2 separate regions of the Homo sapiens genome follow, and region 2 is linked to region 1. Evidence: chromatin loops called from intact Hi-C (ENCODE). Cell type or tissue: dorsolateral prefrontal cortex. All regions are shown on one strand. Links, peaks and the distances in the headings refer to the core of each region. The heading gives the core; the rest is flanking DNA.

Region 1 (15,400 bases), core at 3,403-11,402:
ATTACTTATTTGGATTCTTCTTTTCTGATAGTTTCTCTACTTCAACTCCAAAAATTTTCATATGTTATGCTTGTGTAGCCCCTGTGAAAAGAAAGCACAGTAGGATGACCTAGTTATTCACTTGAAAAGTATGATGGAGCCCAGCGACCTTTGTTCTAATCCCAGATGTTTGACTTGGTCAGAGTCCCACACCTCTGGCCCTCAGCATCCTCATTTGCTAAATAAAAGTATTGGCTGGGTTAGAGCAGCAGTTCTGAACCTTGGCTGCCCATCAGAATTATCTAGGATGCTTTAAAAAAATGTTTAGACCACATCTGCACCAGAAAGCCTGATTAAATTGGATTAAAGGTTACTATATCCATTTCAACATTCTGTGATAACGATAGAATAAGTCTTTAACACCTAGATTTCATGGTTTCAATCATCTTCCTTGTCTGCACCCTGAATTAAGTATGCCAGAGACTCTTTATTTGTAAGACTATAATCTACTTTTGTAAATGCGTTATATAAAGGAGGAGACTCCTTAATTTAGTCCGTAGGGGAAACTTGGCGTCATCATTCAAAATACTTTATTGTATCTGGTTTACTTTTAGCACTAAGAAGATTTTCTTACATTGATACCTACTGTGACAAAACACACATCCAATGACAGTGTTAAAATGTCATAAATGAGCCTTTAAAAGAATGAGGCACATGATACATCATGGTACTTGAGCAGACTGCAAGCCTGACCAGACTGAATTCATGAATTCCTGACTTTTGACTTCTTCCTGTAAGATGCTACCCCACTGCCAGGGACTCAACCTCTAAATCCAGTCAAGGGGCTACTTGGGCCTGGAACCAAGGCACAGTCAAGGTGAACCAGCTATGCTCCAGGGGGAGGTGGTTGAAATCACTGGTCTCCTGGACTGGGCCATGAGTGATGGTTATTGGGGCTGGGGAGGTATGAGAGACATCGTGTTGTCCATCTACCTCTGTGTATCTTCAAAGGTCTCTGTAATAAAAAGTTTTCTGAAATTTACTGCCTGACATCAAGTCAGTGGTGTTTTTTAGTGTCCGTCTGTCACATGTAACCATATCACATGTGATCAGTATCTGACACTTGGGTGGCACCTTGTCTTTTTCAGAGGGCATTTACTTGCATTTACTCACTTGATCATCATAGCAGTCATTTTCAGTGAAAAACCTTTTGTAGCCATCCATACCCTGGTTACAAGTGATAGAAACCAAAAGCTTGAACTCTTTTTAGCATAAAAGAGTAATTTATTGGCTGGACACAGTGGCTTACGCCTGTAATCCCAGCACTTTGGGAGGCTGAGGCGGGTGGATCATGAGGTCAGGAATTCGAGACCAGCCTGGCCAACATGGTGAAACCCCATCTCTACTAAAAATATAGAAAAAATTAGCCTGGTGTGGTGGCAGGCATCTGTAATCCCAACTACTCAGGAGGCTGCAACAGGAGAATCACTTGAACCTGGGAGGTGGAGGTTGCAGTGAGCCGAGATCACACCATTGCACTCCAGCCCGGGCAACAGTGCAAGACTCCGTCTCAGGGAAAAAAAAAAAAAAAGTAATTTATTGCTTAATGAAACCAGGTCATGAAATCTGGGCTTCAAGGACTCTAGATGGGGGCATTTAGTGTCAAGACCATCTTAGTGTTCATCAGCTCTGTTCTTTGTTGGCTTTATTCTCTCTCACTACCAACAAGTTCTTTTCTTCCCCATATAGCAAGAAACATGGACTCGGGCAGTTCCAAAATCTCATTCTTACATTAAGAAATCTTTCCTAGTGGCTCCAAAAAGAAAATCCCAGATAAGGACTGTGATTGGCCAGGCCTGGGTCACATGCCATCTCTGGACAGCTGGCAGTAGAAAGGGAAGGGCTGCCATGATTGGCCAGCCTGGGCCAGGGGCAGGTCATACTGATTGGCAGCCTCCCTCAGAACTACACGGTTGGAGTGATGGGGGATGGTCCTCCTCAACAAACTGATGCAGATGGATGGGTGTTGGGCATATATGATAGAAGTCCATTGTAAGTTCAGTCTCCTCTTAGTTCTATTCCTGTGTCTGTTCCTGTCCCTTCCAAACAATGCTGCTTTTCTATCAGCAATTCATTATTAAGGAGTTGAGTGAAAGTCATGAAATTCCAGTCCCCAGATTTGTCCCCAAGCTTGACTCACTCTGCTTTCTGGATTTACCCCCATCTTCTCACCTAACCACAGATACCAGAAAAGAAGTCTTTATTCACTGAGGCTTTGAAAAAATTAGCTGCACAGTCTTCCTTACCACCACCTCCAAACAAAGAACTTTCTCTGAGATTGGAGCACAGTGCCTCCTCCTTTCTCCTTGCTACACAGAAGCCTCATTCTAGGCTTTTCCTCCTTCCAGGCTCCTCCATGCTCTCCTGAGGCCACCTCTTGGGGCGGGGAAGGGGAGTGCTCTCTCTGGCTGCTTCTGCTCACCCAGGGTGGACTCAGGAGCTGGAGCCCCTGAGGTCAGCATGAGGCTTCATCTCTCAGCCCAGATGGCCAGGCTCAGTGACAGCATCTCTGCTTCAGGACATGTGCCTTTAGTCTCCTCCATAGTCTAAAAACTTACTTGCCGTGCTGAAACTTGTTGATAAAACCAAATCTGTAATCAGGAACATAAACCAACACAATACAGGCCTTGCACAAATGAGCAGTTGTGGGGTATCATGGGCCCCTGTGGATTATTTGACTGAAGAGAATGATGGAGGCAAAGCTGGTTGTTGTTGAACAAATTGCTGCCAGATGTAGATTTCAATAAACACCACACTGTTGTTCCCCTGCCCGAAGGTGCTATGAATTTCTTGAGGCAACAGAGGCATCAGTAAACGGGGCAGTGGGGTGGGTAAGGGGGTCGCTGTTCCAATATGAATGGAGCCTCCTAGTGTTTTCTGTCCCTGGATGTTTGTCCACAGAATCCAAGGCAGGCCCTGGGGGTCTCTCTCCCCTGCCTGACATTTTACACCAGAGTAATATACTTAAACTGTAGCAACCAGACTCTGTGGAACCTAAAAGAAACCTGGAATTAGGGTAAAAATGTCACACAAAGTCTGTATTGAGGGTTAACTGTAAGACATGATGAACAAAGCACATCATCCTTCCCTTCATTGAACTTACAAATGGGAGGGAGATGAGTGCTAAAGCAGTAATTACAAATAAATAACAGACAAGCCTTCAAACATCCTGTGAAGGAATGCAGCGTGAGCTTGTAATGCAGAGGCCACTGTCTCTGCCTTCACCATCTGCTAACTAATAAGCTAGGTGGGCCAAAATATGAGCCTATTAGCTGGGCATGATGGCTCATGCCTGTAGTCCCAGCTATTCAGGAGGCTGGGGTGGGAGGATTGCTTGAGTCCAGAAGTTTGAGGCTGCAGTGAGCTATGATTGCCACTGCACTCCAGCCTGGGTGATGGAACAAGACCCCATCTCTTAAACCAACAACAACAAAAAACCCTGAGATTTGGGGCCTGTAAGGCCCCAGAGTCTTCACTACCCTTGGTGGCTGTACTTTTAAGGGAATGAAAAGGAGAGAGAGATTGAGATTGAGACTGAGAGGGTGAGAGAGAGTATGATTGGTTTTAGTTAGTATACAAAGAAGCTTCTCATGTTCCATACAATGGAGTGATTCTAGAGAGAATGATTTTCCCGACCCTTCCCTTGGGTTATGGCTCGCTAAATCAAGCATCAGATGAACGCTTGGCATAAATCTAACGTGTGTATTTGGATCACCAGAGAACTATGTGGTTTTCTAATCCCGTTGTCCCAGTTAGATGCAAAGCTTCTGGAGGACAAGGGCCACACCTTTCCCCCTTTGTGCCCTCAAACACTAACAGGCGCTTTGCCATAGTACTTGGAAAAATATATATTAGTTGAATGATAGGACAAAAAAGCGGTTGTAGATGGAAAACGCATTAACTGCTGAGAACACGTTTTCATTTTGAGTTGTCTATAAGAGTTTAAGGGGCAGGGAAGCCCTGGAGTTGAAGTAAATTCAACAGCATCAAGTTTTGTGTTTGGCCCTCAATAAACTAGTCTCTCTGTACCCCTGGCAGGGGGTGGGAGGAGTCCTGGGGGAGCTCCCTTCCAAATCTTACAGGGTGGTCTGTTTCTTCTTTGGATAATAATGATGTAATGGCTAGTCTCTTGAGAACTTGCTGTGTTCCATACATTGTACTAAGCATTTATTTGGATTATCTCATTAAATCTTCACAATCACTTTATTTAACAGATGGAGAAATTAAGGCACATGGAACCTAAGTGTTCAAGGTCATGGAGCCAGTAAGTGTTAGAGCCAAGTCGTTTGGCTCCAGAGCCTGTGTTCTTAACTACTACTTTGTAGTGTCTTTCTTACATATTAGTTGGGCCTGTGTATTGCTAGTTGAATTCCTCTTCCCAGTGGCAGGCCTTCACGTGTTTGACCATGGTTTTCATGTTCTCCAAACCTCAGTTCTCTAGATTTGTACTTTGGTAGGTCATCATTTTCCACAGATCCTACCTCTTTAGGTCAGAAAATCTTGCCAGTTTATAAAGATTCTCTGGGACTAACTCCCACAAAGCAAGGTCACAAGAGATCAATGTACAAATGAAGCAGTTCAGTGAGTTTTGTCTACCATTCTCCATAAGTACATGGGAGACAACTGATGATTGGAAGGTTTGGTGTTCACCTCATGGAGCTGTGATATCTCACTCACCACACAGATCTGCTCTTCTGAGGGACCATCTTGCCAATTTCCAGAGAGTTGCAGGGATATTAAATTTTTGCACATTAAGCTTCCTCTTTCCAAGCTGCACATGGGCCCTGCTACCGTTTGTGAACAGTCTTCTAGAGTGATATAGGTTCTAGCTTTCTTAGTTAAGATCGTATTTTCTGATACCACTCCCTTGTCACTTTGCCTGAAATGAGAAACTCCCAACCTCAACTGCTTTTCTAGTCTCTTCCAATGAATGCCTTCCAAAGGGCTGGTGTCCTCCAGGGTGTATTAGTTGTTACTAATTTCATCCTCCAAGGCTGATCTGATTTTCAAGATCTGTAGAGAGACCTTAGTATATTGCCTTGCCTGTACCAAATACAGTCATTATGGCACAGGAAAATCTCAAATACCTTATTGGAAACCCAGGACAAATATTTATTTGACCTTAATGAAATGAAAAAGACATTGGATGCATACATTTAAAGAAAACCCAAAACTTTGGAATCTTTACCAAGGAGGGTATCTTTTGAAAAGGACAGGCTGGAACAAGAACTTGATAAAATAGAAGTAAAGGTTGACACTTTTTTTTTTTTTTTTTTGAGATCTATATCACTCTGTCACCCAGGCTGGAGTGTAGTGGCATGATCTTGGCTCACTGAAACCTCGGCCTCCTGGGTACAAGTGATTCTCATGCCTCAGCCTCCTGAGTAGCTGGCACTATAGGCATATGCCACCATGCCCAGCTAATTTTTGTATTTTTAGTAGAGACAGGGTTTTACCATGTTGGCTAGCTGGTCCTGACCTCCTGGCCTCAAGTGATCCACCCGACTTGGCCTCCCAAAGTGAAAGTCGGCATTACTAGCCCTGTTCAGCACATGAGACAGGGCACTGGATGGTGTCTACCTAATGATTTTCAACCCAGGGGCCCTTGGCCCAAGCGTATCACTGGTATAAAGGGCCTCTGCCAGCTAATGTGAGGGTGAGTGTGGCTGTTGTGTCCATGAGAGAACTCCTGGGAGTTCTACACTCAGCAAACGTTTGTTGTTGGACTATGAAGGCGGACACAGATTTTATACGAATTTGTAATGCTAACATCTAGCATAAGAATTGGCAACCATAGAAAATATTACGTGTATATATATGTTTATAGTCTCAAAAAAAAAAAAAACAAATTAAAAAAACCCCAGGCTGCCCTGTCTCTCTCTATCTCTCTCTCTATATATATATACGCCTTTACATACACACACACACACAGACACACACACACACAGACACACACACACACACATATACATATCTCTTAAATGAGATTCTATTTTTGTGAAGTGTTCAGAATAGACAATCCATAGAAACATAAAAACAGATTCATGGTCACCAGGGACTTGGGGGGTTGGGGGGTTGTGGGAGGGAAATAGGGAGAGACTACTAATGGGTACTGGGCTTCTTTTTGGGATAATGAGAATGTTCTGGAGCCAGGTGTGGTGCCTCACATCTGTAATCCCAGTACTTTGAGAGGCTGAGGCAGGCAGATTACCCTGAGGTCAGGCATTCAAGACCAGCCTGGCCAACACAGTGAAACCCTGTCTGTACTAAAAATACAAAAACTAGCTGGGCATGGTGGCACATGCCTGTAATCCCAGCTACTTGGGAGGCTGAGGCAGGAGAATCACTTGAACCCAGGAGGTGGAGGTTGCAGTGAGCCATGATCACGCCACTACACCCCAGTCTGGGCGACAGAGCGAGAACCTGTCTCAAAAAAAAAAAAAAAAAAAAAAAAGGAAATGTTCTGGAATTAGATAGTGGTGATGGTTTACACAGCTGTGAACATATTAAAAGCCATTGAACTGTTAAATTGGTGAATTCATGCTACGTGAATTATATCTCAATAAAGCTGTTACTTTAAAAATGAACAAGAAAGTAAAACCCATAAAAAGGTCCTCTAGGCACTTCAGCAAACAGCGTGGTAGGGAAAAGACCAAGGAGTTCTTAGCCCTGGAGGAATGGAAAACCAGTTAACATGGTTTATTCACCCAGGCCTGAGATCCATAATGAAGGCCATTTTTAAAGTTGAGTCACCACAGGCTTGAAGACTGGTTAGGATTGGGGAACTGAGGGTTAGAGAGTAAAGTAGAAGGGATGGCACTTTTCTTGATAGGAGATAATTATTGCAGATATTAGTGTTAAGACCTATTCTTTTTAGTATTTTTTTAAACACAAAGTAACACCTCCATGTTACCAGCAATATTTCACATTTCACCAGTGTTCACTAAGCACCTATTGTGTGCCAGTTCCTATCTGCTGGAAGTGCACGATTCCGTGGGCTGTAGCGAGCACAGTAGCAGTCCATTGGGCCCAATTACTGCTGACCTGAGCAATCTGTTAAAACCCGGAAAGGGTATTGGAAGCAGACAGTCCTTCCTTTCTTACCAAGCCTGGAGAATCTACAGCTCTGTCCACCACGCCTTTAGAGAGGCACACCCAAATTGGAAGATTGTACAGTAAAAAGAGGGAATGTCCAGTTCAATGTTGAGGGGGCTGAGAGTTCTCTGGGTTCCCCAGGTGGAGAACAGACGGGGGGCGTGGGCCTTGCCATGTGGTCTGAGCACTGAATGTCCTGAAAGTGTGGAAAGGCCTGTCCCCAAGCTTTAGTAACTTTTTTTCCACCTAGAAGCAAGCCAAGTAGTTTCAGAGTAATTCTCAGGGTAATCCAGAGCCATCTTCATGAAAGATAATACTAGAAAACTCAGAGGGATAAAAGGATATGCTTGCTAAGAAGATTATTTCCCGCCGTGGCTGTCCCTGCAAGCCAACAATAGCACACCCTTCGTCAGGATGTAACGAGTGAGAGAGAACAGCTAGAAAAGGGTGGAGAAGTAGGCGGGAGGAAGCTATTTAAAAGACCCTAAAGTGCTGCAGCTGTTTTGGCTAATTTTTCTCATCTCAGTGATGTTCCAAGCTCTTTGTCTTCTATGTGGGGCGACATCATTTAGCTCTCTTATGAGTCATCCTTCCCACAAATAATCTCTCTTGGAGTAGCCCTTATGAAAACAGACAATTCACATTGCATTGTGTGAATTGGCAATTGTGTGTCCCTTCCCTGGGTGGGCCATCCTGCGTCTGCCTGCATCCACACATGTAGGACTTCTAAGGCCTGAGCAAACCCTCAGTGATGGGGGAGTGCAAGGGGTGGGGGGGACATCTGGAGCCTGAAGCAGGCATGGAAAGCCACCAACAGTGTGCCCTGGTCAGCTGACTGCTCCATCTTAAAGGTTTCTGGATACCGTAGTTGTTACCTTTCCTCACAAGGGTTTTATGAGAATTATCTAGGAAAAAGCAGACATCAGAGGAAATTCCGTGTAAATAAATGTGACTGCCACTTCAAACCTCAATCTTGCTAAACTGAGCTTTTCTTTTTAGATAGTCTTTTCTTCTGTCTGGCTAGCAGGTCTGACCAGCATTTTAATTAAGGCTTCCCTAGAGAGACACTGAGCTCTTTAAGATAGAAACTAGACTGGGTATCTGCTGGTTTTTCTGCCTAGGAAAATGTACTCTAATGGGTACCTTGATTTTTACCCAGAGAAGCCCAGGGTCTCACTCTCATCCCATGTTTTTCTGGTGGAGTTGACTCCGCCCTTGGCCCATGGTTGGGGCAAGGTAGTTGGGACCCCAGGCAATCAGCACATCGTGTTTCCCTGGCCAAAATGCTTGGGTCAGAAATGGGCACATGACCCAATCTTAACCAATGAGGTATGATGAAACTTTGGCTAAGAGGCTGCGATTAGAATTTGGAATTTGACGGCATGAGTCTGGGCTGGGGCAGCCTTCTAGTGATTGTGAGTGGAGAGCCAGTTTGAGTATGGAGACCACACATGGAAGAGAGCTGAGCCTGGCTGGGCTGAGAGAGCAAGAGGATGGTCATGGTATTGTTCTCTAAGCCCAGAACCAGGCTTCCCTGAAGGTACCATTATCCCGGTCTTTCTGGGCATATGAGGCCACATTTCCCTTTTAGCTTGAGTAAATAAAGGTTGAGATTTCTGTCCCTTGCAACCACAAGTTCTGACTTGTTCAGGGGCAGCGTTTCAATCTACCTAACATCTAGCAGAATGCCTGGCAGGTAGAAGGAAGCTCAGTGTGTGTTTACTGAATAGATTCTCATTGAGTTAAACAGATGTTCATCAAATGCTAATGAGGTTAATGGCTACCATATTGGATGATACAGATATAGAACACTTCCATCATTACAGAAAGGTCTATAGGATAGCACTACTATAGAGAGGACAAACTCAAACCCTGCCTCCCAGAAGCTCTATTTTTGAGGGTTTTTAAAATATTATCAAAACTAGATAGCATAACATATGGAAAGATAGCCTGACTTACTGATTTATAAAAGTTCAGCTTTATTTCTCTCGAGTACAGTTATTTACATATAAATTCTAATGAAGGAGTTTAACAACAATTACTATACAGATAGAGTCACACATTATACAAAGTAAGGTATGCCTAAATATTCTTTTACATATGAGGAACTGGAATTTACTGGGCCTAGAAACTAAAGCAGTGTAGAATGCCTTGTTGATTTTTTGCAGCCTTTTCATGAAGCAAGTTATTGATTTTAAGTAGAACTTAACTACAGTAGTAAAGTCCTAAAATTTCTCACAGAACCTATTCCATGTCCTTACCCAGTAAGACTAGCACTTGCCACCCAGAATGATGACAATTCTAGAATAATGTGGTTTAGAGTAGTCAGTTTCTGCAGGTGATTCCTGGACATCCCAGTGCACCTGTTCTGCTTTTGCTGGTCCACATTTGGTGGTCCACTCATACCTCCTTCAGAGTAGGGCATCTGAGCCTATTCTGGCCTCCAGCATACTCATTTTGTATAAAAGCCATCCCTGTGTACAATTCCTTCTTCCGGTGACATCCATTTTTCCTAAAAGTGATGTGAGAACAACTGATCGTGAGCTTGTCCATGTATTGTTCCTTGTTGGCCTGAAAACCAGGAGCACTTGTAAGGCTGAATGGATTCTGCCCAGACCGGGGCTGTCTTAACCCCTCAGAGTTAGCCCGAGCTGGCCACAACTACATCTTCAGCCTAATATCTTTAGTTCTACAGTTATGGATCCCACCTTAATCAAGCTGATTTACTCACTGTCCCAGAGCACCTCTGACCTTGGGCTCACACCCTTCCCTACTCATCAACCCCACAGATGGTTAATTACTTCTCAAAACTTACCTCAAATACCTAACCTGTCTTATGTTCTTTCAAACCATCTAAGCCAGAAATTCTGTATCCCTTCTTTGAACCCCGATGGCATTGTCTATATTCTTGTTTTGTTGTAGTAGCTTTATTTAGATGTAATTCATATGCCCTACAACTCACTCTTCAAAAATATACAGTTCAATAATTTTTTTTAATATTCAGAGTTGTGTAACCGTCATTGTCTGTTTAGAATATTTCATCACCCCCAAAGGAAACCCTGCTAAAGAGCAGTCATCTCTCAGTTCCCCTCACACCACCCTCTGGCCCCCTAACCCTGAGCGATGACTAATCTTTCGTCTCTTCGGATTTGCGTGTTCTGAACATCTCATATAAATGGAATCCTGTAATATATGGGCTCTTGTGACTGGCATCTTCCACTTAACATGCTTTCATGGTTCATGCATGTTGTAGCATTATCAGAACTTCATTCCTTTTTAAGGCCAAGTCATATTCCATTGTAGGATCTGCCACATATTGTTTATGGATTCATCAGTTGGTAGGCATCTGGATTGTTTCCACTTTTTTGCTGTTATGAATTATGCTGCTGTGAACATTCGTGTACAAGTTGTTGTATGAAGTACACGTTTTTGTTGTTTTGGGTATATGCCTAGGAGTGGAATTGCTGTATTGTGTCGTAACTTTTTTGTTCTATTCTTTTGGCAATATGATATATTCTGATACTTAAACCCATGGTGTTTCGCTTAACACTAATACACCTTGCCTCCCCTAGGAAATATAAACCCTTGAGAGCTGAAAAGAAGCCTTATTTCTTTCTACTCCCCCCACTACCGACCACTGTGTCTAACAAAAGCCACAATTACTGTTTGGACTCAAAAATGTGACGGAAAGAAGTAGACACTTGTGAAGTTTTTTTCCTCTCTTTCTACTTTAACCCTAAACTGTGTCACATTTTTTCGCGTTCACACTGTATGTGTACCCTTTTCTGAAAGTGCTTGTCCTCTCTGAGGCCCCAGTATTGGAGGCTACTGGATGTGTAAGTAGTTGGTATACAGCACCTCTCAGGTGTGACCATTCCAAGGGAGGAGATCAGCTTCCAGCATGTCTCCTCCAGACAACAATACACACTGTCCTCCTGCTGAACAGTCAGTTGTGGAGTAATAATGCACCTCTGCAAGGCTTTGCAGGGTTTTTACTCATGTATCACCAAGGATGAAAATGGGGCAGGACACAGTAGAAGCCGTTAAAAGGAAATTATGTCTTCTTGCCTTTTCTCCCTTGATCAGACCCTAAGAAAACAGCTTACCCAAATGAGCGGAAAGATGCCAGGTTTATAAAATGGAGTCTAGCAGCTGTCTTTGGTTCTACCTTGGGATGAGGTTAGAAGTATTGTTTCCCAAACTCTTGCGGCGGGAAGATCTGTACTAGGTGGGACTGCCGGTAAATCACTGGGGAGGAGAAGCAGCTGCTGTGAACTGAGTGGTGTGGCAACTCTGGCTTTTGATTCCCCAGCAGCAGATGGCAACTTTGAGTAATGACACACACAAGATAGAGGCTGTGCTTCCTTATCTGAAATGGGAATTTCAAGTGAAAGATAACTGGAGTCTCTTCTTGGGGCATAATTGATCTTTCATGAGCCATTATCCAGGGTTTTTACAGTACCTACAAAAATTGTTCTGTACCCAGGAGTTCAATAAACACTAAATGTGTGAAAGAATTTGCATTCTTTGCCTCCGGATCAGGGGGAAACATTTCCGGAACATACATTAAGAACTTCAAATTGCATAGCATTTAGTAGGCACAAAGTGACTATACTAGTTAAGGGGTGACAGATCAATTTCAATTTGTGTGCCCCTCGCTTATGGGTGTTTGGAGGGTTGTGTTGGGAAGGATTGCTGAGGCCAGTTAATAAATAAATTAATACATTGGTTATGTCTGTCATGAACACCTAAGAGACTGTGCAGTGGTAGCGCTTGTGTTGAATATTTTCCCTAGACCTTGAGCTCCTTGAAGGGCAAGGACTGTGTCTTAGATAATATACCCTCAGGACCGGACCTAGTGCATTGCCTGGTATGGAGGAAGTAACCGGTAAGTATATATTGGTTGAATGAATGATTTGATTTCCTAGTTTTTGGAATTGGCCCATGATTCTAAGTGAATGAGCTCACCTCAGATGCCTTAATAGTAAATGAAATTTTGCAGCAGAAATATTTTCTAAAATACATTGATTTTTATGGAACTAGTGTCTTGTTTTCAAAACAGCCCTCTGTTTTGCTACAACAAAACATTTCAAGAGTTTCAAATTTAAATTGGCTACTCAAAGCCAATTTCTTCATTTTTTTCCTATCTCAGTGGTCTAGAGGGGCATCTTGGTGTTTTAAGTGGAACACAGGCTTAGAAGTCAGACTTGGGTTTTTTTGTTTTGTTTTGTTTTGATGGGGTCTTGCTGTGTTGCCCAGGATGGAGTGCAGCGGCACCATCTCCGCTCACTGCAAGCTCCGCCTCCTGGGTTCACGCCATTCTCCTGCCTCAGCCTCCTGAGTAGCTGGGACTACAGGCGCCCACCACCACGCCCGGCTAATTTTTTGTATTTTTAGTAGAGACTGGGTTTCACCGTGTTAGCCAGGATGGTCTCAATCTCCTGACCTCGTGATCCGCCCGCCTCGGCATCCCAAAGTGCCGGGATTACAGGCATGAGCCACTGCGCCTGGCCTAGATTTGGGTTTTACTTACAGCCAGCTCAGCTATTAACACATTGTGTGACCATAGCTAGTTACTTCTCCATGCTGGAACTCAGTTCCCTCTAAAAAATTGGAGAACTGAAGCAAATGAGCTCTGTAATTCTATGAAAATAAACGCACAGGATAAAAAAAGAGAACTTGTTTCAACAAGATAATTCTCTGTCTTTGGCCTAGTTGAGGGGTCCCCAACCCCCAGGCCATGGACCAGTACTGGTCCGAGGCCTGTTAGGAACCCGATCGCGCAGCTGTAGGTGAGCGGGGCAAGCGAGCATTAACGCCTGTGCTCTGCCTCCTGTCAGATCAGCGGAGCATTAGATTCTCATAGGGGCGGGAACACAATTGTGAACTGTTCATGCGAGGGATCTGGGTTGCCCGCAGCTTATGAGATTCTAACACCTGATGATCTGAGGTAGGACAGTTTCATTCATCACCCCCCCATCTATGGAAAAATTGTCTTCCTCAAGACTGGTCCCTGGTGTCAGAAAAGTTTGGGACTGCTGGCCTAGGCGATCACTTCTCTCATTTCAGCTTCACTTTCTGACACAGGAGCAATAATCCTAAAGTGAGGAGGGGGAGTCACTTTAAAAAAAAAAAAAAAACAGCAAAAACATCAGTCATTATGGTGAAATGTCAACACAGTAAGTCTTTTCTAATATCTCTGCAGAATGCTACATGAGATTTGCCCTGATTCATAGATGGCTATGGTATGTGTAATACATAAAAATATAATGTATCATCTCAGACATATGTCTTGGCTGACATTCAGCACCAAGAATCTGACAAATGTTTTTATATTTATGTACATTCTGCCTGATTTCAAAAACAGATTTAAGATAGCTATACTCAACATCATAGAAATAATTAATTCTGGACGTCTTTAGAATGAGAATAAAAACAGGAGCCAAGTGTTTTTTTTTTTTTAAGTGATTATGTTAGGAAACTTAAACTCTGAGAGCTTCCAAAATTCAACATGAATTGTAACTTCATGGTTCCTGGAAGCCAGAGCCAACAGGGAAGTAATGGGCTGCCTAGCTCTTCTTGTCTGATAACAGCCAGAGTAATGGGCTTTGTGGGGAAAAGGAAATATACTGGCACAATTCTACCTCAGGCCTGTTCTGATAGCCTTTTGTCGAGGCAATAGCCATTCGTTCATAATGAAACCATTGAATTACAAACAAGAGTGGCAACATAGACCAAGCCTTATTTGTTTGTGGGGATTTTACTAGTTGTTTGGTAGACTTTAGCCAGGCCACGTATAGTAACAGTAGATGATGCTTAATGTGCCAGATGCTATTCTAACCGTATTAACATATTAAAAATCCTTACAAGAGCCCTGTGTGTTAGGAACAGTGCTTTGGGGTCTGTGCTCTTATCCACTGCACCATACTGCCTCTTACATGTCTCAAATCGTACAGAGATTTATCTTACTGCAGTCACACAGCTCAGCATCCCAACTCTGGGTGATCTCAGGAAAGAACATCTCATTTAAAGCAATAATAACCAGTTTAAATGTAGGCAGCCTCAGTGCTACATGACCAACCAGATGGATCAGCTGTTTACTTATTGAGTCCACTGGTTCTTTTGGCGTTGTTTTAAGGTGGCTTCTTGAATGTTAAAGGAACAATCTAGGCTCTATCTGAACCTCCTTTTGCATCTTTCATTGGTGACATGAGGAGCATACATAGGCCATGTGTCCTCTTGTCCTTCGGTATCTTATCTACCTTTGGGCTGCTAAATATGCCAAATCAGCTTCTCTTGTGTGCCAGCTCACTCAGCAGGGGTGGCTGCCTAGAAGACTGTGTTGAGAAGGGCTCTCAGGCCTGGCTCAGATGTCGTGAGAGAAGGGGTCATGACTGAGCAACAATGCCTGATGTGGGCAAGGGAGAGGGTAGCACCAGAGCGTTGCCTTTGCCAGCCATGGCCTAGTTCAAGATGAGGGCTTGCCTCTATGCTGCATGGCTTCTGAGGTTATTTTCCCTCAGAGTACTTCCCATTCAAGAGGAGAACAGAATGTAGCAATTCACAGAATTCATTCCATAAAAATGAATTCCCTCCCTGTACAAGACACACAATAGGAAGATTAATAAGTCAAAATCCCTGCCCCCTCCCAAATTTCATCCCAGTCAAGGACATATAAATTTTGACAAATAATATCTATACAGTGAGATAATGATTATTCTTATAAAGTACTGAGGGAACACAAACAAAAGAGTCACTGTCTATGCCTGGTAAGGGCAGACAGGTCAGGCTGCATGGAGAAGGTGCCAGTTGACCCTAACCCTGATTCCATCCATGTGTATGGAGCCCAGAGGGTGTGTGTTTTGAGAACCACCTGGTATGACCAACATCCTCAATATGTCTTTGCAACCTTCCTTTTCAGAATATATACAGTACCACCAGTAGTAAGTCATCTTTTTGGAGTCTTGATATAATGACACACATGAGAGAATGGATGAATCCAATCTACCACAATGGGTCAATATTTTAGAATTTTAGCTGTGGCAAAGACCTTTAGGGAAGGCAAAGGGTGGGGCAGGGTTTGTGGAAGCCATGGATATAGGGTGTCAGTGCTGGGCAGGTTGAATAGACTTTTCTAAAATGAAGTGGAAAAATAAGAAATGCAGAGACAGCCTGCACTGGCATTTTACCCAAGGCCATTCTGTGTCCCTTAGGAAATGTGTTCTTTACAGGGATTTGAAAACTATAGGGAATAGTGATTGGGGTC
Region 2 (15,400 bases), core at 3,857-11,856, 110 kb after region 1:
GCCTCACTCTCTCCTTCACCCCCACCCCCACGCTGTCTGCCTGGCAAACTCCCCTTGTTCCTTCAAGCCCTGTTCAGATCTCTCTCTGAAGCCTTTCACTGGCCACCGCCCCACCACCACCGCTTTTCACTCCTGCTCCCCTAACCCACCAAGATTCAGCAAGTGCATCGGTCTGTCCAGGTGCTCCCGTAAGACCATGCACACCAGGCAGTATGTCTGGCCCCCCAGCTTTGGTGTGGAACCTGGGACAGAAAATATTTGTGAACTAAACAGAACTTCCTCAGGTTCCCCCAGGAAAAGTATCTTCCAATACCCCCGAGGACAAGGTGGTGGAGTATGTGGGCTAAGTTCCAGGACAGCCAGCAAGGAGCTGGTTGAAATCACCCCACAGGGACCAATGGTGACAGCAGTGTCAGCCAGAGGGACGCTGGGCCTTATCCTCCCCAGCCAGCCCTTTCCATTAAAGTTAGAGCAGTAGCTGGTATAAAGACACAAAAGGCTTGCATGCCAGACCTTCTCATGATAGACGACAGTGATTGGGAATGGTGAAAGTGGATTCTAGGATGAAAATGTGGATCCACAAGGATGAACTGGGATTGAACACAAGGACCTGTGCTTGGGTCTAACAAGAAGCGACACATGCCAGGGTAGGGGGGGATGTGGCTTAGCAACAGCAGACCAACCAAGAATTCAGGGTTTCTTAGTGGCCCGACACTTAGCAGCGGGACAGAGCTGCCCAGGGTTCGTACGGCCTCCATGGTGTGCACAGGTGGCAGCGCAGAGAGAACCCGGGCAGGTGGAGCTGGGCTGAATGTCCACGTTCTGCCTGTGGACAGGGCCTCGGGTGAGAGACTTCACAATGCTGAGCAGACAGGCTCGGAAAGGGGGTTGGGGACCGACAGATGAGGCCTGGAGCAGATCTCACACTGGCTGACCACAGGGGTCAAGCAGCAGCAAGAGAGCAGAATACCGAGACCTGGACACGCACAGAGCCAGGAGGAAGGAGGGCCCTGCCCCTGTCCAGCTCTCAGAGATGGCCAGGCCCTTCCTGAGCCTGGCTGCACCCATGACCTTGGGCTCTAGGAGACCCCCCCCCAGGGTCCTCCCAATAAAACTCCCTTTTGTGCTCAGCCGGCTTGTTCTTTGCAGCGAGCGTGTCCTGACCCACGCAAATGTGGGGAACTGGGGAGACATTTCGAGCACAGGGAGGGGGAATCAAGGAAGATGAAGAAATGAGCTCACTGTCCAGCCTTTATGTCAGTCTATCCAAGGCAGGAAAGGCCACTTCAGAAGAGACTCTCTAACAAGGGACCAGCAGGGCAGGCTGGCTGACTGGTATCAGACCACCTTCAGGGCATCTCCTGACCTGAGCTGGGGCGAATTGCCTTAACCGGTCACCTGCAGATGTGAAGATGTTCAGTGTCTGGGCATCCTCTCCTCCTCCCCACAACCCAGGCTGCAGGGTGGCCCGTGAGCCCTCGTGGGACTGGCTCCACCACCCCTCCTCCCCAGCTGGAGTCAGGCATCTTGCCCCTGCCTCTGTGGTTGAGTGCAGGCTGGGACTCGTCCACCTAGAACGGGCCCCAGGCCTCCAGATGGTGAGCGTTTATGGGATCCCGAGGCTCCCCTCCCCCACACCCTTATTTTCCAGATGGGGAAAATGAAGGCCAGAAACACCCTGTTGGAAGTTACGCTGCGGATTTGTGGCAGGGCCAGTATGAGCCCTGTCACTAACCCCTTCACCCGCTGTCCCACCCACCTGTGACTGTCCTCAGACAGAGGCTGCCCCGGGGGAGAGGGCTCCCACCACCTCTCCTATCTGAAAGCAACCCCCAAGGCTGGCTGCGCCAAACTTTTTTTTTTTTTTTTTTTTTTTTTAAAGACAAAGTCTCACTCTGTCGTCCAGGCTGGAGTGCAGTGACGCGATCTTGGCTCATTGCAAGCTCCGCCTTCCGGGTTCAAGCGATTCTCCTGTCAGCCTCCCGAGTAGCTGGGATTACAGGCACCCACCACCACGCCTGGCTAATTTTTGTACTTTTAGTAAAAACAGGGTTTCACCATGTTGGCCAGGCTGGTCTCGAAATCCTGGCCTCAAGTGATCCGCCGCCTCAACCCCCCAAAGGGCTGGGATTACAGGTGTGAGCCACTGTGCCCAGCCCTCAATGTGCGAAGCTTAACCCCATCTTGCCTCTCCTCACTGGCTGCTGCCCAAGGCCACCCTCTTGGTGTTTGTCTGTCCTGAGCTGCTATCACAAACATGAAATGGGGGGACACTTTCTGTAGCCTCCCCATACATGCCCCTCTGGGAACTTTCCTGTCCCAGTTCCCAGAGATCTGAGACACATTTTCTGCCACACAGAGGAAGGCTTCCACCGTGCCCACCCCACAGGGCTGCAGCATGCGTCCTGCCTGCCTGTGGACACAGAGCTTTGCTGTCACCCCAGGAAGCCCCCTCCCCACTGCCATTTCCCTGGCTCTGAGCTGCAGGATGACACCCAACAGACTTCCAGGAAGAGACCTCGGAGCTGCTGGAGCACAGGCAACGTGGCTGCTTGGTGTCCTCAGCAGGGCGCCCGAGCCCAGCTCGGATTGGTGTGCATGGCCTCAGCCCCGCCACGCTGCCGCAGGAAGGAGCCCCACGAATGGTTACGACATGAATGACATGTGCTGACAGCAGCCACGGCAAGGAGGGCAGGACTGACCAACCCCAGCCGAAAATGACAGCTCCGGTCAGGGCCACTGTGCCCTTCCCAGGAAAATGGGCAGCTTGGGGTACCCCGTGGCCCCTGGCTTTGTCCTCAGTCCAGGCCAGGATCCCATAAAGATATAGCTGGGGGGTCGAGGTTCTTCCTCCTAGGAAAGCTGCTCAGGAGCCCCAAGGCACAAGGAGGGGCCCTTGCCACGTGTGCCGTGGGCAGCCAGGCCCATTCCAGGCTGGGGAGAGGGAGACAGGGTAAAGAGAGTCAGGCCACTCTGTTCAGCAGTTCAGTTTTTGCAAAGCAACTGTGACCGAAAACCAACTGCAAGATTCTCAAGAGCCCTGAAGAGTCAAGGAAATAAATCATCCAAGAACACACTAAGCCCGCCAAGGGCCCACCCTGACCATGTGGGCAGAGATAGCTTGTAAGGCTCACAGTTATGTCCCCCAGGTCATCAAGGGCCAGAGGCTGGATGTGGGTGCTCCGAGATTACAGCTGAATCCTCCCCTCCATACCCGTGTCCTTCAGGGACTCCCCAACAGCAGTGGCAATGGCCAGAGAGCCAGGTTCTGCCTGCACGGTTCAGGCCATGGCTCATGGCAGCATTACAATGCCTGTTGAGCTTCCCAAAGCAGAAAGGTCCACTGCCCACCCCGGGGAGCAGTGAGCGGGTCCCTGTGGGTCGCACTGCGCACACGCCTCTGTTCCAGCCCCTGCTGCTGCCCAACAGCACAATCCTCTCTTCTCATGTCCATTTCCCCAATTAGACTGGGAGCTCCCTGTGGCCGTGACAGTGTCCACACACACGTCTCTGGCTGCCCACAGCTCTGCTCTGCAGAGGGCTGGGTAAATGGTGAGCGCTCGTAAAACGTTGAAATGAACAGCAGTGATAACTTGGCCTCGGGTTCCATCAGACACATCAGCGATCTCTCCTCCAGACTAAAACTGAGCGTGCTGAGAACAAAAACTGCATCTTGCTTGACTGGCTTCTGGTACCCCCTGGCACACAGCAGGGGTCTGTGCCATTTTGTTAAATGGATGAATCAAACAAACAGGATTACCATGTCAGGCTCTGAGGCAAGATGGGCAACTGTTCTCAGCTTCACCAGGATTCCCAAGCACCAGAACCACCTCTCCCAACTCCCAGGGCCTACCCCACCCACAGTTTCAACAGACCCCATCAGACACGGACACCAGGCAGTGCCACTTGGAGGGAAGCCCCGGTGAGGCCACAGGGACACAGAGGCTCTTGCAGCTGAATGCACAGAGCCCGGAGGCACCCCCTCGGGGCACGGCACCATCCTCTCTGTCAGTCTTAGCAAATGCTGACTACTGACTAAGGACCTATTAGGTCGCAGTCCCTGGAGATTCGGAGAGCTCAAGCAGTAATTTTGAGCCTCCTCAATGCTGCTGCCTTCTCCCATATATTTCCCCAGGAACCCCATTTTTAAAAAGATTTGTTTCTACCAAGCAAGCTGTGTTTATTAAGCAATCATTTAATTTCCTATTTTCCTTTCATAGAAAAAAATCCCTATGTACCAATCATAGGCTTCTGACCAGCATGGGCTCACAACCCTGTGACCATCAACTGTGCAGGACCCCAGCCCAAGGCAAAGCAACCTGACATTTCCCTTCATCCGCGTGACCGTCTAAAGGAGAAACGTAGGACCCCCCCACCCGAGGATGACTACATTCATCCTAAGAGAATCAGGCCTGCCACAGAAGACTGCTGGAGGAAACACCTCAGTACACCACCCCTGTACTGGGAGAGGAAAGAGATGAAGCCCCAGTGACATTCACCTTGCCCAAGGCCGTGAGTGCTAAGAGGCAAGGCCCGGGCAGGTCTGGGCAGGAAGTAAAAGCAGAAGAGGACTCCTGTTCTGCTGTCCCTTGTCCCAAGTGCACAACAGAGGCGAAGGGTGGCATCCCTCACCACCTCCCTCCCTCACCACCTCCCTCCCTCACCACCGCCCTCGGAGTCCTCTGCTCGGGGCTCTCCATCCAGCCCAGTCCCCCAGCCCCTGGACTCCCCACGCCACCCTCCCAGACAGAGGCCCACCTGCTGCCGCTCCCCCGGGGTCAGTGTGGGCGAGAGGCCGGCTGGCCTGCTGGCGTCCAGGCTGTTCTTGGTCAGTGCGAGGGGCTGCTCCAGGCCAAGGCTGGGGAGGGAGGTGTACAGGTGGCTGCCGTGCAGGCTCATGGTGGGGGCCACAGCGCGCTCGATGGGGCTGCGGCTCCGCTCCCGGGGGTCTCTGCGGCAGTCTCCATTGGCAGTCTTGTTCCTGAAAAAGAGGAATGGGCATTCAGGGGGCGTTTTCTCAAAGGCAAAGGGGACAGTGACTGTGCGCCAGGCACTCCGTGTTGCTTATTTAATTTTTTACCCTGAAGCTCAGGTCGTGTGGCTGGGCAGCACGATGAGGAGCCGGTTGCCAGCCCGGGTCAGCCGGACACCAAAGCCTCTGGGTGCCGGAGAAGCTGCTGCCAGCGGAGTCCAAAGTCAGCTCCATAGAAGATGGAGCCCCCGACTCAGTGGCGTCCTCTGCCTGACTCTGTGTTCACTTCTATAATAATCTCCACTCCCTGGGAGCCTGGGGAGCTGGAGGCCAAGCTGGTTCGATAAGGACCTGCCATTTGGACAGGACGGGGACGCTGACAACGATCCAGAGTCACTGGCTGCGTCCTACATGCAGGGCCCTATTCAAAGCCTCCACAGCACTGCTCAGCCCATCTTCCTCACAGTACTGCTCAGCCCGTCTTCCTAACAGCACTAAGCAGGCAATGCTGCCACCATCCCCTTTCCAGACCAGAACCCCAAGACTCAAGAGTGGTGGAATAATCAGCTCAGACTCCCAGCTGACATGTGGTGGCACGTGCTCTGGGGTTCCCGGGGTGCTGTAGGGAGCCGGCGCGCAGCTCTCTCGTCCAGGACACACGAGCAGGAGTGACCTGCGTCCAGAAGGTCCATCACTAGCCCTGGCCATGTGCTGAGCACCCAGGCGATGCCACGTGGAATCCAGGTGAGACAGTCAGCACCACCTCCATCTGATGTGTTAGTCTGAAGGCAGCGTTACGTGTTGCATCTATTAGACACCAACCCCACACAGGTAAGCCATGGCCAGCCCTGGTCCACCCTCCCTGCTTTATTCCAGGGGTCCCACAGTTCCATCTGCCTTGGGTCTTGCCCCTTCAATCCACCATATTATCCGCTGACAGAGTAACCTTTTTCCGTAACTCATGAGCTGGTCATTTAAAGAAAAAGGTGGTGAATTATGATTTGAGTGAATTTTAAGAAATACAAATTATTTTCAGAGTCTACAAGTAGTCACCTGTCTTAACTAGCAGAAAAGCCTAGGCCTGCCCTGGTGAAGCAGCAGCCACAGCCCCCGTCCCGGACTGGCTGAATATGTTACACACACAATGAATGTTACACACACAATGTTACGCATGCACACAGAATGTTACACACACACTGAATGTTACACACACGCACACCACACACACACACGCATGTGATAGGCGTACCTTTCTAAAACTGTAGATTAACTTCAGTTGTAAGAAACAACACACGGCCATCCCATGCACCCTTTACCTTGACTCCCGCGATGGTGACATCTTGTAAAACTACAGTACAATATCACAACCAGGATATCGACAATGAGACAACTACCAACCTTATTCAGATTTCGTGTTTTGCTTGTATCCATTCCAGAGCAATCTCTTTATAAGGCAAATCCAACCACATCCAGCCCTTAGTGAATGTTTTTAGCAGCTCAGCACGGGCCTTGGTAGCCTCTGGGCCTGACCACCTTCCCGTCCTCATCTCTGGCTTCACGCCTCCAAATGTTGTGTTCCGTAGTTCCAACCATCTACTTGCCATTCCTCAAATAAGATGCGGCCACTCTCTGCCTCTGTGGCTGTGTACACGCGGTGCCGCTCTAGCCTCCCTCCTCCCCGTCCTGCGCTGCCAACCACAGCTGCAGTGTAGAATCCCAAGGCGCCCCGTGCAAACCTTTAATACAGAATCCATCCCCCACCGTCAATGATCTCTTCGTCTACGCACCCGCCCCTCCTCACACACGGCAGCCTCTGAGGGCGTCGAGTCCCTCCTGTCTCATTACGCTTGCTACCAGGGGTGCACAGAGACTTAACGGGTGAATGAAGAGAAGCAGCATATGGGTGACCGTGTAAGAAAGGCAGGTATCGTGGAGTGGAACTGTGGGTGGGCAGAATCATGGAGAGCTGGAGGGCTGAGGAGTCAACTGGAGGCGCATTCAAGCCTTTAGATGGACCCTGCGGCCCAGTCGGTGAGCTGCTAAGGGCTGAGCAGGAGAAGCACCAGAGGGGGCCTGAGTGCAGCCTCGGCTGTGATGTTGTGATGTCATTCTGCGCCATCTCCAGCAGGGGCACGCGCTCAGCTTAGTGACCCGAGGCGTTCCGAGCCTCGGCGTCCCCATGTAACCATGTGGTCACAGTAAGATCCACCCAGAGGACTCTAAATGGGGGACAAACAGCACACAAACAAAAACAATCAGAGCGGCGCAGTGCAGCCCTCAGTGAGCGCCAAGAGAACCCTGTCAGCCCTAAACCGAGTATATTGATTATAGGGTGATTAGCTGTACAGGACCCAGTATTCGTTTATGGGGTTTTTTTCTTCCCCTTTATTTTCTGGCTGATGATACAGAATATCTTAAAAGCAATTAAGGATTAAATGTTCAGCCCATTAAGACAATCATGGAAGAGAATGTTCTGGCAGAGTCTAGATAGTAGGTTCCATCCACGCCACACACATCCTGGCGATTTTCAAAACGTTAAAATACTAAAAACCTTAATACTGAAACCAGCCTGTCCATAATGTCATCTGTCTGTGGCGATTCAGAAGACAGCACAGGTTTCTGCAATGAATGCCTCAAGGGTTATGATCCCAGACACCGATGTCACCAGAAGACCTTCCGCGGAACGGACGTCAGGCCAAGCAGTCCTGAGATCTGCTGGCTTCTACCTAAACGGGACTTGGTTCCTGAATACTCAGTTCATCAGTGTCACCACACATCCTCATCTTCAGTGTCCCGCTCCCTTCTAAATTCAGATAAAGATACAATTTTATTGTTAACAACATGAGTGAATGGCTTCTCTCCACCCCAGGTGATGCTTCCACGGGCCACTTCATGAAGTGCATAGACCTGGGGGCTCATGTCCCAGATTCAGGAGAGCCTCAGACACAGTCTGCCTCCGAATTTAGACGTCTGTTTACTCAACCAGCGCTAGTTAAGTCCCTGTTCTGTGGAGGTTCCAGAACTGCAGGGTTACAGCCCTGCCTTCTCATGGGCTTACAATCTAGCAGGGACAGAAAGGCCCGGGAGGGGCTGCAGCTCCCAAGTGACAGCTCTGGATCCGGGCAAGGATAAAGACACCCCCGGGTGGCATGGAGGAGCAGACTAAAGGTCAGGCGTCTGCCCATGTCCAAAGCCAAAGTCGTGGTACATAAGGCACTGCCCACCCCTCGCACCTTATGTCCTAGGGGCACGGCACAGTCACGCAGATGACTCAGCTGCGCCTTAGGAAATCCAAGCATGACTATGAGACCACATCACAGAGGAAAGGGGTGCCAGGGCCGCCAGCTGCCAGGGCAGAGGTAAGGACGGGGCAGCCCTGCACCTAAATCTGCCATCTATGCTCCCACAGCCCCACTGTGCGCCCACCCTACGCAGGGCAGCAGGGAGAAGGGGACTTCCAGGCCCACTAACTGGAAAGACAGTCCGTGGAACACAGCACAGTGGGCACTATGGGTCAGACAAAGACACTGAAAACAGCGAGAAAAGGCCTGGAGAACTGGCTGGTTAATTTTAGTAAAATTATACATTACTCACATTTCCAGCTCATTTTCCTGGTTCCCGGAGCTTCAAGACAGACATTGTTTTCCAGGCCCCGCTCGCCCGGATGAATCACCTCCCGGCCACTGCTTCCCAGGCGTCATGTGCTCCCGGGGACGGCAGAAAACCGCACGCATCCTGCCCGGGAGATGGAAGTCGCCTCCGCTCCTGGTCAGGACTGTGCCCGAGAGAGCCCACGGCATCCCCGCGAACACCCAAAGGACTCTGAGTGGCTCCGTGCCAGGCCTATCAGAGCCGCTGAGGCTGCACGGCACCCGGCCCCGCCCCGGGCCTCATCCCCATCCTAGGCGGGCACTTCCACTGCCAGCTGCCCACGGAGAGAAAGATGGAAAGAGGAGGGAGGGAAAGAGAGGCCTACAACACCATCATCCAGGACAGAGCTTTCTGAGTACTGAAAGCCACACGCTCTCTAAGCTAAGAAACCAAGAATGTCCATAACATCTGGGGAAAAGTAAACCAGATTCCAAGCAGTGACATTGAAAGAATCCATCACGTGAAAGAAGTGCACTGCGTCTATTTGATACTCATTAAAATGAGTTTCCCACCCTCCAACAAACGTGCTTTGGGATGCTTAGCCCTTAGCCCCATCACCTGACGTTCTGAGCCTGCGCTGGGCTTCATTCACCGTGGACTGCCACAAGCTACACTGATCTGAGTCTGAGTTCCTCTGCCTGGGGAGGGGGTATGGGTACAAGACATTTTGAGGATACATTCTGGGGTCCCCAAAGGCCCCTGAGCACCATGGCATGGCAGGTGCTCCCACCCAGTGAAAGAGATGAGGCCCAGGGCAGCCTTGGGCCCTGGCCTCCCAAAAACCAACATCCTGAGGCGGCAAAGCAGCCCGTCCCCATGCCAGGCGTTGCCTGGCAGGAGTAGAATGAAGGCTATGCAGAGACATCCCCCAAGCACCAGAGTCCAGGTGGAGACAAGAGATTCAAAGGAGGAGGGGCCGGCACAGGGCCAGTGAGTGGGCCGGGACACAGCCCCATCTCCAGCCCTTTCGTCCTCTCTCTCCCACCGCAGCAGTTACAGGAGAATCCGACATCTGAGAACTGGCAGGACAGCCAGTCGTTCACACAGTCTTAACACATCATAATGAGACTGCTGGCTGGGCATGGTGACGTGCACCTGTGGTCCCAGCTACTTGGAGGCTGAAGTGGGAGGATCACCTGGGCCCAGGAGGTGGAGGCTACAGTGAGCCATGGTCACGCCACTGCACTTTAGCCTGGGTGACAGAGCAAGACCCTGTCTTTAAATAAATAAGATTGCTAGCACATCTTTAATCTTAAAAAGCTTCCTCAGAAAACAGACTTAATGCCACTGAAGGGTGCCCTGAAACCTGGTTAAAGTGGTCAGCTGTATGCTCTGCTAATTTACTACAGCTTTTTAAATAATAAAATTTTACCTGAATAATATAGACAGAACTTCCTCCCAACCTTTACCTGCTGCCCCCTGGGGTTTCTGATGTGCACAGGGCAGGTCAGCACCATCCCAGTTTTACAGAAGAGATGACCAAGGTGGAGAAGATGAAGGCTTTGCCTAGACATGCTGCCCACCACAGACACCGGCCCTGTGGCATCAGCCGCTCAGGGTCGTCACACCAGGCCCACCAAGAGACTCTCCATCACCTCGCAGCTCCATCCCAAGCTGCCAGGAGGCCTTTCCGACCCACCAGCACCATTTCCACCCACCTTCCTGCCCCAACTGCAGAGACACAGGAAAGGAGCAGTGCGGAGATGCCGGCCACCAAGGTCTGTCCCCGGACAGTCCTGCCACGCTGGCTTTCTCAGTCAGTAAGCTTCTGAAGCACAGCTCCCAGGGGACCCCGGTCCCTGGCTGGACCGTGCACTCCCGGGAAGGCTGACACTGCAGCCCCCACGCCCTAATCTCCTTGGCTCCGCACGGGTGACCACATACCAGATGTTCTAATAACTGTCCATAGAGTAAATAAATCATTAAGGTACACATAGTATGTGTGAGTCCAGTTAACAGCGTTTGTGGCAAATGACAAGGGAGTTAAGGAGATTTCAGAGAAAATGACTGGTGGCAAAGACTTTTTTCTGAAAAAGCAAAATTTAAGGAACATTTAAATGTTGGGCATAAACAGTGGTGAGATGTCTTCTCCCTTTTAGTCCCTTCCTCCAACTTCTGTTGTCCTCCTCACCTCCTCCCTGCTTCTAAATGTCCCCGAGCTCATCCAAAGCACCCCACAACACACACACAGGAGTGAACTCATCACCGTGGCTTCTCTCCCCTTGTGAGTGGGAGAATTCACTGCTTCCCAGTGAGCAACAAGGTGCCTGGGTGTGTCCCCAAGACATCCTGGTCAAGCTGCGTCACTCCTCTGTGCCAATTTTAGACGGGAAGTGAGGGAAGTGGTTGCAAAGGAAGGCCTGGGTGAAGACGATGTTTGCCGAGGTGGCGGAGGCTGAGGCAGAGACACCCTCCTAAGTACAAATGGCAAGAAGTGTGTCGTGGGCAGGAAAAAGCTGGCAAAATACCGGCATTCGGACTGTCCCAAAGACAGAGATGACCCTGAGGCTCCTGGCTTCAATAGCGGGGTCCATCCTCGCTGGCAGGGACACAGGGCAGAGACTGTCTCTGCCTTCTATGCGTCAGCAACTACTGCCATAGCTTAACATTGCTTAATAATTGAAAAAAAGCCACCAAAAAGTCAAGGGAATGAAACCCGAGTGCGAATGCCGCCACAGCCAGCATCACTGCCACAACCATCCACCCACGTAATGTTTCCCCCATTAACTCTCCATAAAGGGGCCAGGTGCAGTGACTCACGCCTGTAATCCCAGCACTTTGGGAGGCCAACGTAGGTGGACTGCTTAGGCCCAGGAGTTCGAGACCAGCCTGGGCAACATGGCAAAACCCCGTCTCTACAAAAAATACAAAAATTAGCTGGGCATGGTAGCGCCTGTAATCCCAGCTACTCAGGAGGATGGCTGGAGCCCAGTAAGTTAAGGCTACAGTGAGCCATGACAGAGCCACTGCACTCCAGCCTGGGCAACAGGGTAAGACCCTGTCTCAGGAAATAAAAATAAAATACTCCCCACAAAGGTAGTGTCCCTCTTTTTGCTGGTTCAGATTTCAGAAATCAACTCCATGGACCCGGCAACACAGGACTCATTTGCTCCATCTATTGCGAGACAGCTGTGGCTTGCGGTCCCAGCGTGAGAAGCCTATTGGCCGGGCACAGTGGCTCACACCTGTAATCTCATCACTTTGGGAGGCCGAGGCCGGCAGATGGCTTTAGCCTAGGAATTCAAGACCAGCCTGGGAAACATGGCAAAACCCTGTCTCTACTAAAAATACAAAAATTATCTGGGCGTGGTGTCACGTACCTGCAGCCCCAGCTACTCTGGAGGCTGAGGTGGGAGGATCACCTGAGCCCAGGAGATGGAGGTTGCAGTGAGCTGAGATCTGCACCACTGTATTCCAGCCTGAGTGACAGAGTGAGACCCTGTCTCAAAAAAAAAGTTGGGGAATCTCTGAGTAAGTGATTGACGTTGAGTATCTTTATTATCATCAGCTCTCATTTATTGAAGGACATGCCCAATCATATGCTAGACCTCATCTTAGTAAATTCACTGCCCCACTGCAAAATAAGCATCATCTCCATTTTACAAATAAGTAAACTGAGCTTGAGAGAGGCTAAGTAACTTTTCTAAGTTTACAAAACTAGTACAACGATTCCAATATATATTGGACTGGCTCCAAAGCCTTTCCATTTTCCGGGAGGGAGGAAAATACAAAGACTCGTGTACCTACCACTCAGAACTAGCAAATGAAAATGTGCTCTCATATTTGCTTCGGGCCTTTTCTTTCCTCTGGCCATGATGAAAGCAGCAGAACATGCAGACGCATGAGGTCCCTGCTCCAGGCCCTCCTCAGTCCCATTCCCCTCTCTTCGTCCCCTGGGGCATCCTCTGTTTTGTATTTGGTGCCTCCTGCTACCTGACTGTCGTCCTCTTGCCACACGTGGATGTGTCCGGAAGCACACATCCGTCGCATGCTTCACACTCCAGCATGCCAGCACACTGTATGTCTTGTTGTACAACCGTGTCTTTCCCTCATGTTGGTCTTGGAGCTCTACCCATGTTCCAACACAGAGACCTGGCTTATCCATGTTATTTGCCTGCTCTGTGGTATTCTTCCATACGAATACACCACTGCATATGTACCCGTTCCTTTATGGACCGGCGCCTGGGCACTCTTTGGTTTTTCCTTCTGAAAATGACCCCCGTAGGCCAGGCGCAGTGGCTCACACCTGTAATTCCAGCACTTTGGGAGGCCGAGACAGGTGGATCACCTGAGGTCAGGAGTTTGAGACCGGCCTGACCAACATGGCGAATCCCCCTCTACTAAAAATACAAAAATTAGCTGGGCTTGGTGGTGGGCGCCTGTAATCCCAGCTACTCCAGAGGCTGAGGGAGGAGAATCGGCTGAACCCGGGAGGCGGAGGTTGCAGTGAGCCAAGATCGAGCCATTGCACTCCAACCTGGGTGACAGGGCAAGACTCCGTCTCAAGAAAGAAAGACAGACAGACAGACAGAAAGAAAGAAAAGAAGAGAGAGAGAGAAAGACAGACAGAAAGAAAAGAAATAGAGAAAGAAAGAAAGAAAGAAAGAAAGAAAGAAAGAAAGAAAGAAAGAAAGAAAGAAAGAAAGGAAGGAAGGAAGAAAGAAAGAAAGAAAGAAAGAAAGAAAGAAAGAAAGAAAGAAAGAAAGAAAGAAAGAAAGAAAGAAAGAAAGAAAGAAAATGGCCCCATAGTGCTTAAGTCCTCAGACATGTGTCCTGGTGCTGGGGACAGGGCTTCTGACATTCTCTCAGGTCAGTATTTGCAGGTCATCCACCTTCGACTTCAACACATGTGACCAGAAACCTTCCCAAGGCAGCCATCCACTTTGCTGTCCCTCCGACGGCCATGGCTGACCACTGCTGCTGCTGTGTATCCTCGGTGACATCTGGCCTTGGCAGCCTATGGATTTCTGCCATTCTCCTGGCATGAAATCACTCCTTCTTGTTGTTTTAATTTGCATTTCTTCAGTTACCAGCGCAGTTGAGCATCTTTTCATACACTTACTGACCATTCTACTTTATGCTGTGAACTGCCTTTAATTTCTGTAATGGGTTGAACTGTGTCCCCCTGAAAAGACATTGAAGTCCTAACCCCCTAGGTTCTCTGAATGTGAGCTTATCTGAAATAGGGTCTTTACCGAAGACCAAGTAAGCTGTGGTTATGAGGGCGTGCTCTAATCCAATGTGACTGGTGTCCTATTAGAAAACACTGGAAATCTGGATACAGTGACAGACACATACGGAGGGAAGAAGATGTGAAGACAGAGAGAAGACCGTCATCAACAAGCCATGGAATGCCAGAGGCCACCAGCAGCTGAGAGAAAGGCCTGCACAGACGCTCCCCACAGCCCTCAGAAGCAGCCAGCCCTGCTGACACCTTGATCTCAGGCACCAGGAACGGTGAGACAATACGTTTTTCTTACCCTAAGCCACCCCATCTGTGGCCCTGTGTTATGGCAGCCCTAGGAAACGAACACAATTCCCTAGGCCGTACCCACCCGCTGCCTTGCTTTACACGGCTTTAGATATTTGCCACACCCATGTTTCTTCTGCTTTATCTATGATCAACCTAAAAGTTTTTAAAGCTTCCTCTGGACATTTAAAGAGAGGTCCTGAGATCCACTGGGCCTCGGTCACCTGTCCTGTATGCCTGTCATCCTGAGGCACTGCACGAGCACCGCACAATGACAGTCCAAACAGAGACCAGAGCTGGGCAGGCCAAGTCAGCCCAGACCTGCCAGTAAGAAGCTGAGAGTTCCAGAGGCTGGGAAGGGTAGGGAGAAGGTAGGGGCTGGAGAGATTTGCTAAAGGATACAAAATTACAGCCAGGTAGGAAGAGTAAGTTCCAGCACTATGGTCACCTAGACCACTGTAGGGTGACTGCAGTTAACAATAATACACTACACAGTTTCAAACAACATCCATATATTGGATGTTCCCAGCACAAAGAAACGATTAATGTTTGATGGAGGCTAACCACCCTGAGCTCATCACTCTACATGACACATGTCGAAACTTCACTATGTACCCCATGAATATGTACAATTACTGTCAATTCAACTATATATGTGTGTGTGTGTGTGTGTGTGTGTGTGTGTGTGTGTGTGTGTGTGTGTGTGTATTTTAAAAGCTGGAGGGCTAGCTGCCCCCAAATATGGTTCAGGAAGCCAGGAAAAAGAGCCCCATCTTATGCGCCTACATACAAAAGGGAAGAAGCTTGTCGGCCGAGTTACCATCCAAAACCCTTTTGGCTTGGTAGTGTTTGGGGAGGATGAAAGAATAAAGCCGCAGATCTTTTCATTACTCCTGCATCTCCTCCTCTCTCTTCTTCAACGCTCGTGCCAACCCCCCATTCCCACTTTACACCGAGGAAAAGTGGATTGAGAGGTGGAGGGATCTGCCTGGGGCCATGTGGCTGGCAGGTGGCAGAGTAGGGACTTGGGTCCTTGCTCCCCTGCTGCCAATGCCCGGAGGGTTTCAAAAGCAGCTCAGGTCTGTGGTGCGAGAGGGAAGGCGGCCGCACTGAGTGCTGTCAGAGCAAACGGGCGTCCATTCTGCTGCTCTCCTGTCAGTGTGGACTCTGTCTCTCTAACTGCGCCAAGGGTTTCCAGTCACTGTGCTCTCAAGAGTGACAGTCATTAAATCAGCATAGCCAGCATCTCCACATGCTCCAGCCTTCGAGTTTCTTTTGACTCCCTCCAGCAGCTCAGCTGGAATGTG

The links. Hi-C counts contacts between places; a loop is a spot of excess contacts. Peaks named below come from ENCODE experiments on the same cell type or tissue, not always from the same donor. Only the 100,000 strongest peaks of a DNase experiment are listed, where the experiment ranks them.
Region 2: it touches region 1 in a loop (1.8-fold over the local background); 5 of 110 quality-filtered maps call a loop at or near these places.

What each region holds. Positions count from the first base shown.
Region 1 is chr3:11,445,916-11,461,315 of GRCh38, forward strand. The region is part of intron 20 of ATG7 (autophagy related 7); the gene reads left to right. Among named protein-coding and RNA genes, the nearest start is that of ATG7, 180 kb to the left of the region's middle. In dorsolateral prefrontal cortex, for the core only: no CTCF peak of the experiment used is centred there; a DNase peak (open chromatin) is centred at 7,876; H3K27ac peaks cover 2,363 bases.
Region 2 is chr3:11,560,039-11,575,438 of GRCh38, forward strand. VGLL4 (vestigial like family member 4) reads right to left here. Exons shown (of 5, transcript NM_001128219.3): 3 at 4,759-4,981. It also overlaps a transcript of ATG7 not described here. Among named protein-coding and RNA genes, the nearest start is that of VGLL4, 76 kb to the right of the region's middle. RefSeq lists an enhancer at 14,726-15,400. In dorsolateral prefrontal cortex, for the core only: a CTCF peak has its summit at 8,748 (motif pointing right); a DNase peak (open chromatin) is centred at 8,673; H3K4me3 peaks cover 2,254 bases; H3K27ac peaks cover 8,000 bases.